Regions from separate parts of the Mus musculus genome. Here region 1 is linked to region 2. The links are chromatin loops, found by intact Hi-C in ENCODE. Cell type or tissue: left cerebral cortex. All regions are shown on one strand.

Region 1 (5,000 bases), 78 kb before region 2:
GACAACATGTAAGTAAACTCACTGCATTTGAATTATTCACTGCAGGGTTTACAATAAGAAATTTATCTGGTAAATTGAAAAGACCTCAATTAAGAAGCATGCACAAACTCACACTCATACACAGTCATATACACACATGCATGCTATGGGTAACTGTAAAACAAGAGATAGTCCATCAGAGCTTAAGAGAGAGAGGGCAGCCTGGTTTCCAGCAGAAGATGACTAGCAGGCAGAACCTCGTAGCTTTCCCTTAACACAGGGCAGTTACTTCGGTTAACTTAGAAAAAGAATGGAAAATACAAAGCATGTGATTTCCAGGAATAGATAAACCCAGACTCACTGCTTAAAAATTAATTGCAGATGGGTTTATATTCCGAGTTTTTTTTTTATGGTGCCTGAATATTTATAAAGTACATGGTTTGCTTTTCAGTTAATTTAAAAACTGACCTTTGTACAAATAGAAAGGAAAGCATTTTTTTTTTTTGCATCTAGAAATAAAATGTACAGAGGTCAAATGAAACTATTTTCATTTAAGCTAGAACAAAGAAGCTAAAGGAAACAAAATATCTGGTCAAACATGTACCTGTGTTCAACCCTCACAGAATGCTAACCAGAATCTAAACAAACAAAACAAAACAGAACAGAAAAAAACAAAAACACCCTCGTAAATCATTTGACCCTAGGAACTTTAAAGGAAGGAAAAATATTATCTAAGGTATAGTAAGTTTATAAAATAATAGTTACCTACTTTTGCAGCCAAAAATAAACGTGTGCTGAAAAATATGATTGTTGCATGTGCATCCCAAAGAGAATAAAAATCCATCTAACTCCTCTTTCTTCATTGGTAGAGGGAAGAAGCAGCTTTGATTGCTTTTAGGTTTCTTCCTTTCCACCCTTGCTGCCTAGTCCCTCTTCTCGCCAGTGTATCTTTATGTTAGGAGAAACAGAACACAATCCCAAGACAGACATATTCAAAATAAACACTTCCGGGGCCAGAGAGTAACAGGCTTGCTGCTTTTCTTTCTAGCTTCTTTTAATATGAGTTTATACGTTCTGCCACAAAATTCAACTTGTAAGTAATCCTGTGGTACTTCAGCCTAGATGAAAAGAATGCTCATTGTGAATTATATTTCATCTGTCACAATAACCTTTTTTATTCTGCCCTGGACCTCCCCCTTGCCTTTGGCAATTAGAGAAAATATGTATGCCTTTAAGTATGAAGTACTCGTTTCTTCAAATCCAACCAAACCACTCCTGATGACAGTCACAGACAGACAGTGCTTTCAAATCACCATGCTGGGGAGATGCACCCAAGACATCCTCAAGCTACCCAGTTTCACAAGGACACGGTGAAATTGGGCATTCGGGAATGAGCAGGTGCCATAAGTCTCATTAACATCAGCTGCTGGTGAGCAGCAAGGAAATTTTAGTTATATTTAAAAATTGAAATGCAAAAACCTTCTAGTTACTTTTTTAGTTAAATCGTGCCCGGAGACAGATATTATCAGTAATATTTACTTCAATATATTAAATCATAATGATTTTATTTGTCATTTGTACTTTCCTAAGCACAAAATAAGTTATGTGCTTTTAAGTATATTTCAACACTTCCAATTAATATTTTTGCTGATGTTTAAAGAAGGAGAGAAAGCAAAGAAAACACATTCCTTTCAGATAGAGTTTAGCAGACACTGTCATTCAGTTTAAAAATCAATGTGTTTATCCGGTTTACTTACTCTTATAAATTCACTGAAATCACCTTGAGAGGCTCAAGTTCACCTTTCTGGATTTAAGCCTGTTAAATAACAGACACCATCAAGTCGTCCCCGTAAAAGGATAACTTAGATGCTCGGCTTTATAGGGTGTAGTAAAAGTTAGCACACTTCTACCTACAAAGCTACAAAAAAGACCTTAAGACAGCTACAAAGGAAAACAGAGGACAGGAGAAAAAAAAGTTCCGTTTTCACAGCAAAACAAAAATCCCTGCTTGTACAGTATCCCAGGCAGTCTCCAGAACAGCTGGATAAAGGCATACGAATAATTTAAGCCAACACAAAATTCATCAAGTATGAAGAAAGAAAGAAGGAGAAAAAAAAAAAAACCAACTTGAGACTAAAATGAAAACCTTTTGGCCCACAGCACAGGTTGGGCACAAAAGTGCTGGCTAAGCTATCTATTTCACACATGCAACGACAGAAGGTTCGATATTCATTCGATCGATGAGTGAAAAGGCACAATGGCAAAATCAGACAGACTTCTTTTCAAATACAGATCTCCAATGTCCCCCTCCAGTCTGCAGCTGCACGGCTGGTGGTGTGGCTCAGACGGAGCAAGGGTTACATCAAGGCTGCTCTCTGGACCGTGCAAACAGTCTAGACCAATGACCTGCAGCATCATGCCCTTTGAAGAAGAGGCAAGTTCGGTCATGATGAAGAAGAATCGAGGCGTACCCCCTTTTAACAATAGGGAGCAGCTCGAGGCTGCAAAGAGGTAAGCAGGGTAAGAAGAAAACAGCATCTGCTTCCATGGTTACAGGCCAACTATGAGAACCTCGCTTTTCAAGGGAGTCTGTTCTCAGGCTCCCTTGTGGGGTGTGCTGTGCATTGTAAGAGAAGGCAGGTTCAGCTGAAATCGCAGAGTTATTTCAGAGTAAAATGATACGGAGCACATGGCTGGCGGGGGGGGGGGGGGGAGAGGAAACGAGTCACATGACTTAAGAACAAGACTTGGGCTGTTTTGAAATAGAATTTTTTTTCTTATAGCAATTTGGACAAAAAGTAAATGTGTATAATGCCGACAGCAATGGCAAACATGCTCTTAATTTCTTTAGTTTTATGTGATCAGAGGTCAAGGGTCAAGACACTCATCTCCCAGTGCAAGACCAGAAAGCCTATTGTTAGTGTAGCTTTATAATGTATCTTATTGTAAAATATTTCTTCTCTCTCTCTCTCTCTCTCTCTCTCTCTCTCTCTCTCTCTCTCTCTCTCTCTCTCCCCTCTTTCTCCTCTCTCTCCTCTCTCTCTGCCAGACTGTAACCTGGATGGTTATTTTTCTGAATGTCTCTCTGACTTTATTTTTCTCTGATGTTATAAGCAACATTTTCTCATTTTTACATTCGTTTCTGTGGCTATATCCCATTGGAAAACCTCCTAGGCTTGGGCAGAAACTTCCGTAGTACAGTGTTGGTATTTTAAGAGTGAAAGGATTCCCCTGTCTTTACAAATGTGCTCACAGACAATTCGAATCCATAGCAAATTCACAGCGTCTGACAACTGTTCTGTTCTTATTATTCTGGTTTTCGCTCGTATTTCACTCTCTCTGTCTTGCTTCAGTCACTCTGTGGGTGCAGATGTTAAGTTTTCCTTTCTGTGAAATGTGTAGCTAACATATGGACCTAAGGACATGCCAGCAGCTCTGGAACAACATTTAAGGAACATGAAATGTGGTCGATTCTGTATCTTTAGCAAGATCCACAGTAGCCACACAAAACACAGACACACACATACTAACACAGACTACACATTCTTCCTACCACAGTTCAGTGTTGAAAGAGGTCAGGTTTTGCCATTTTCCAGTTATGGGCTGTAGATATGTCGTGCCATCTATGCTTTGAGCCATAAAATAAAAATAGGGCAATGGAGAAGGAGATAGTGGTCCAAATGGTGATGCACACTGGCATCTTCAGATTTATTTCTGTAGAAGAGCGTTTTGAATTCAGTGTGCCAGCAGAAATGATTGTGTCCTTCCTAAAGAACAGGTTCTCAGCTTCTGATGTGGTAAGAAATACACAGACTCTGCTGTGGGCAAGCTATAGTGGAGCACCACGCGGACTCGAATTTAAAAATTCATTTCAAACACTCCCTCCCACAAAGCATTCTTTTGAAGCTTTAAACAACCAACTCCCATGATTCTGACAGTCTTATTCTGTTCATGGAGAAATCAGGAAAAGTGTTATCTGGTTTGTGTTTCTAATTTGGTTCTTGTTTTGAGCTAGGTGGATATGAGTTCATATATGTATGCTAGCTGCTTTCTCTGAATAGGTTGAGATTCATCTTTTTTTTTTTTCTTTTTTTTTATGTTGAGAAAATACCTGGGATAAGACACGAACATTCGAATTTTGCATTTCAATATTACTATTTTCATATAGTAATCATCCACACACTAGTAAAAACAGTAAGTATATTATCTTAATGCAACCACAGTGTAGTTTCTTGATGTGGCAGGAAAAAAAAATGTTGAGGTATTTCAACATCAGAGAAACTCTAAAGCAGCCACTGATCATACTTTCTGCCAAAGGTCAATAGCCAGATATTTTGTATTAGAAAAACTTATTAAGGTCTGTGGGCTGTGGCTAATGATAAAGAGGCTATTGCATAGTTTCTGGTGGGAGACTCATAGTGAGATCTCTTTATCCCTCAAGTTAATCCTTAGCTTAGTCTTGCTCTTATATTTTCAAAAATGTATTTATTTCTTATGAATATTTATATGTAAACATAAGCTATACTAACTTAAATAAAGGAATCCGCAAACATTTGGAAACATTCTCAAAGTAAATATGAGAGTTTATAAATTACTATTTATGTCTAAATGTATACATGAGAATATTTAATACTGAACATTTAAGCAAAACTAATAGCCCTTTTCCATAAAAATTCTCTCTTATCTGAGGTATTAAATTGATGATTAGTATCTATGCTGTATACAGTTATCATAAATACCCAGAATATCACAAAATATTCTGACTGGATATATTTCTTTAAATTGAAGTTTAGAGTAATTATTATGATAACCTTGTCACAATGTTGTTCAAAAATAAATCATATATTATGTAACATGTATCCACAAAATTAAAGACATCAGAACTTTTTGTTGCCTCACTGTGTGACAATGTCTTGAACATAGCATGTGCTCAATAAATGTCTCCCAAGACTGAAAGTGCAGAATCATCCAAAGTTGAGTGTTTATAGTTTTAAACTGTAATGACTTTTATATAAAACTGA
Region 2 (5,000 bases):
AACTGAAAGGCTTTTGTGTGTTAACCATGTATTCAGAAAGGGTACTTTCGCCTTGGTATCTTATATAAAGACAATCAATTTATGAATAAATATGATTTTATATCCCTTTGAAATATTTATGTGTTAGCTACTTTTCTTGTCTTATTGCACTAGCTATATTTACATGGGATGCCAGCTATGTCTCCACCCTTGATTTGACCTTAGCAATAGATTTTTACAGATATTCATTATCAGTTAGACAGAAGATTCTTCTGTTCCTTGTTTTTTCAATTTTAATCATGAGTGAAAATTGAGTTTGTCAATTGCTTTGTCTTTATAAATATTCCATACGATTTTTCTTCTTTAGTGTGTTGATGGGGTGGTTTGTAACAACTCATGTTCAAAGGCTGACTAGCTTTTTAAACACTGAAATTAGTGTTTGTTATTTTGTATACACAGGTTATCAATTGGTGAGTTTGACTTGCAAAGGTTTATTGAGGACTTTTATTCTATCTTCTGAACATATACTGGTCTACCTATTTATGTCGTCCTATGAGTTTGCTCAGTTTTTGCATTAAGGTATTTCTTGCTGCATCCAGTGAGTTATCACGTGCCTTCTGCTTTTAATTTTTTCTTGTGTAAAATGCTTATGATGATGTCTTTCTGCCTTTGAAACCTTTAATTAGGGCTTATAACTTTATTGAAGAATATAAATAATTACACTTAATTCTGCATACTTTCTTACAGGCATTATCTATCATTCCTATGAGCTATTAGAAAATTAAAAATTTTTTTAAAGTATGAAATATATGACAGGATATATTACTTTCAAGAATTTTTCATTTTTATTTATTTTATTTTTTATTTTTTATTTATTTTTTAATTAGGTATTTTCTTCATTTACATTTCAAATGCTATCCCGAAAGTCCCCCAGACCCTCCCTCCCACTCCCCTACCCACCCACTCCCACTTCTTGGCCCTGGCTTTTCCCCGTACTGACTCATATAAACTTTGCAAGACCAAGGAGCCTCTCTTCCCAATGATGACCGACTAGGCCATCTTCTGATACATATGCAGCTAGAGACACGAGCTCCGGGGGTACTGGTTAGTTCATATTGTTGTTTTAAATTTTTAGATCTAGAAAATAAAATGTTCATGCTGAAAGTATGTAGCTTTTACAAAGTCATCCAGATTATTAAGCATAAGTATTTCCTGGTCAATATTCTCTGTGTTTATAAATATGTCTGCATCTGTATGCATTTCCATCTACTACCTTAGGCAAAAAGAATAAAACTCTACTTTGAGAACTGTATATTATTCCTTAGCCAGTAAATAATTTTCTGGAAACCAATTAATAAATTTCATATAATACGATCTTTAAAATTATCAAACATATTTTAAACTTTATTTCAATAATCATTGTAAATTTAAATCCATCAAATTATTCATCATACGCCAAGATTATATAACTCAGAAATTTTGGGAATAGTAGAGAACATATGAACAAAGAAATAATGAGGAAGATATCAATTATAGTTTTTCATAAACAGCGATGGATTTGGACATTAGGAACTCAGTTGGGCTGCATGGTCACCATGGCGTATATTCCTAGTAACTGGCTCTTTCAGTGTGAGTGTACTCCAAAGATCTGGTAGTTCATTGACACTCAGGATCTTTTCCACATCTTATATGAAGAAATAACATTGCTTACTAAGTAAAATGTACATAATTTTGTGCTGAGATCACTCAGTCAATAGAGTGTTTGCCACATATAATCAGGAAGACATAAGCTCATATGCCAGCATCCACATGTAAAGCTAGGCATGGTTTAATCCTAGCTCTGGGAAGGCAAAGTCAAGATGGTACCCGAGATTTGCTAGCTATCTCATAGACTAGAATCTGTGACCTTCGTAAATCAGTGAGACCTTGTTTTAAAAATAAGGTGGAGCATGACTTAGGAAACACTCAAAGTCCACTATTAATCTCCAAATACATAAACACACAGGTGCACATACAAATGAACACGAACATGTGTGTACATAGCACCCATGTAACAAATAAAGTGAATGTCTGGCTAGATTCAGCTAGTAGAAAAAGCACTCAGAACTGCAAAGATGAAACAACGCACAGAAAAGCAATCCCAGGCACACTTACAGTGCGTTTCAGAACTATGTCATTGGTGCTCACCACATTCAGATTAAAATTCGTTCCCTTAAATATTAGTTATTTCTTCATGATTTAACAATGAAAGCTAAAGTCAACACAAAGGATGCTGGCTTTCTTCCTCAGGGTTTCACAGTCTACCAGGAGTAAAAATACTTAGTTGTAGTATATATATATATATATATATATATATATATATATATATATATATATAGTAGCTCATCTCATAGCTTCTCTCTCTCAACACAAAGAAGGATTTACTGACTAATGTTCCCCACATGGCCAGAGGTGCCCATCTATTTTTTGTGCAGTTAATCTTAATTATCAAATCCAGTCCTCCTAATTTTGATAATTGTAATATTGGCCTTCCTCTGGCTTTCTTCTCATTGAATTTTTGCTCTATGCTACCAATGGACACGTTTTAGTCTTCGACGGTCATTGATGAGATTTCAAGCCTTGAAGTAGTTAAGTAATTGGAAATTTAAGGAAAGTGAATTGGGTTGCTTTGTGCTTTGGGTTGCATGTGCCTTTGCATGTAGAGTGCTTTACTTCATGGTTGCTTCTGAAGGAACTTTCTAAAAGTGGAGGAGACGACCGAGGAGACATTATTGAGTCTTGGTATAACCCCAGTTTTCCATCTTGGATGGTGGAAGGTGTTGAACAGGAACAGGCAGAAACCAGCCTCGCTCCTAAAGTTTCAGTAAAGCACGCTGCTATTGCTACACTTCACTGCTAATTTCAACATGTTAGAAAACTTTCAAAGCAAAACAGTTCGGAAGCCTCACTTTCAAATCCCAACTCTCTCCCTGGGTGTAAAATTAACACTCTTATTTTTCAGAGATTATAAAAAGAAAAACCACTTTCTGGTGACCGGATCAAAAGCCGAGAAGCAAACAATCTCTGTTAACCATGAGGTGCAGGGTTAAATTTTTCTTTCCACTGATAAATCCCACCCCGGAACAGATTTCAGCAAGGCAGCTCGCAAAGCTCACGGGTGAACCACACAGGCCATGTGGGTGCCGAACTCAGAGCCGGAAAGCAAACAGCTGCTGTAGCCTGATTTGAGTTAAAATAGTGTGAGTGTTTAGTCTGGCGCACGGCTTCGGGGGAGATTGGCAGCTGGGTCAAACAAAGTCCTTCCGTTGGCTCCCTTCCCGGGCTGCTCTGCTAGTATTTAGTGGGTCCTAGTGCTGTGTAGGGCCCTTTTCTCAGGCAAAATTCTAACATCTGACCGCACCCTCCTCTCTTTGCTATTTAAAAAAAGAAAGAAAGAAAGAAAGAAAGAAAGAAAGAAAGAAAGAAAGAAAGAAAGAAAGAAAGAAAGAAAGAAAGAAAGAAAGAAAGAAAGAAAGAGGGGAAAGAAAGGGAGGGATAAAGAGGAAAAAATAGCTGTGCTCCTGCTTCTTTCGTTCTAAGATAAATTCTCCCGGAGACAACCTCTCCCACTAATTGTGTGTTAGCCATGAATTTTATCTCAAGAGCTGACGCACTGCGCTCTCAACTGGTGTTGAAAAGCAGCCTGTTACAGTGTGGGATTCATAAAAGGGCCTCTATGGTGTGTGAGAAAGAATATCTGTGTGCCTAGGCAGGAAACTTTTTGATCTACAGAAAAGCCAGAAGACATCTAGGTAAGACTTCGGGATCAGACCTGCTTTGGTGGGTGGGGGTGGGGGTGGGGGGGTGTCCAAGTTTGTCAGTGAAATTGGCCCATACAAGAGATGCAAGTTTACAGGGTGTGTGTGCTTCCTTCTGTGGAAGTTGAAATGTACCGAAGATTGCTTACTTATTTTTGTTCGCTTATTGAAAACTTGAATCAGGAGTCTGTAGTCGGTCTTTCGACGTTTTCGTTTTCTGTGATTGAACTGATCGCAATAGATATTGTTTGATCCCCAGAGAAATCTTTGCAAAGTGACACAGAAAGAAAAACATTCCGGGCGAAGAAAATAGACAAGTTTTAAAGAGGAATTGTTTGAACCTTAGAGGGCAGGAGATGGTGCATTCGGCAAACGTGGGTCTGAGTACTGAAAAAAGAAAAGAAAAAGTTTAATGATGTTTTGGAAGGAATATTAAGTAAGTTGTCTTTGTCTCTTACTTTTTAATTTTAGTGGCTCATTTAGCCTGTTGGGTCACATTTTTTTGAGAGTACTGAAGGCTGCCATGAATCCCTAATGAGGCCCCTTTGCACATGATTTTGGCCAATTGCCAAAATCAACTTCCCAGCGGCAAGCTTTCTCTCAAAGAACCTGGAGCAATTTTTTATATATACATATATTAGAAATCATGTTTGAAAGCCGCCACAACCAGTTGTATAGGCATGTCAAAAGTGACTTTATACAGTAAATATGAAATAAACCTTCAGGTTTGTTTTTTTTTTCTTGCTTTCTCATATTGTCATTGTGGAATCTTTGCCTGTTGCTGCCTAAATTGTGATAGAATAAGAATAATCTGAAATAAGAAGATTTAAGGACATTTTTTTCCTCTTCAGCATACCAGAATAGGAGTCCTGTCTTAACTGAGCAATATACACTATGGAGAGATCCTTCAAAACCCGTCGGGACGAATAACAGATGAATTCATAAAACTGTTCATCTCTGTAAGTAACATCCTGTTAACAGAAGTTTTGTATATAGAATTAAGTTTAATATTGACTTAAGTGAGGTCTTTGTGTATATTAGAATACCTTAGTGTTTGGGGATTTTTTGTTTGTTTTGTTGTTATTGTTAATATTTATTACATAATTTTAAAAGATTATGTGGTACCTTGATGCCTTTAACAAATCTTTTCATAGAAATGTTTGGTTTGTAAACATGTCTGAATGATGAAATAACTGTATTTAAGTGCTTCCCCATAAGATAAAG

The links. Peaks named below come from ENCODE experiments on the same cell type or tissue, not always from the same donor. Only the 100,000 strongest peaks of a DNase experiment are listed, where the experiment ranks them.
Region 1: a loop joins it to region 2, with 5 times the contacts of the local background. A loop is called at or near these places in 9 of 42 quality-filtered maps.

What each region holds. Positions count from the first base shown.
Region 1 is chr16:77,419,363-77,424,362 of GRCm38, forward strand. All of the region lies in intron 2 of Mir99ahg (Mir99a and Mirlet7c-1 host gene (non-protein coding)), which reads left to right. It overlaps 9430053O09Rik (a long non-coding RNA gene), which reads right to left and starts at 1,020. Exons shown (of 4, transcript XR_003951960.1): 1 at 749-1,020. In left cerebral cortex, no CTCF peak of the experiment used is centred here; DNase peaks (open chromatin) are centred at 980, 1,216, 2,444, 3,397 and 1 more place; H3K4me3 peaks cover 4,150 bases; H3K27ac peaks cover 4,413 bases.
Region 2 is chr16:77,496,876-77,501,875 of GRCm38, forward strand. Mir99ahg (Mir99a and Mirlet7c-1 host gene (non-protein coding)) reads left to right here. Exons shown (of 5, transcript NR_015543.3): 4 at 4,628-4,735. Among named protein-coding and RNA genes, the nearest start is that of 9430053O09Rik, 79 kb to the left of the region's middle. In left cerebral cortex, no CTCF peak of the experiment used is centred here; DNase peaks (open chromatin) are centred at 2,906, 3,245, 3,748 and 4,176; H3K4me3 peaks cover 2,273 bases; H3K27ac peaks cover 2,498 bases.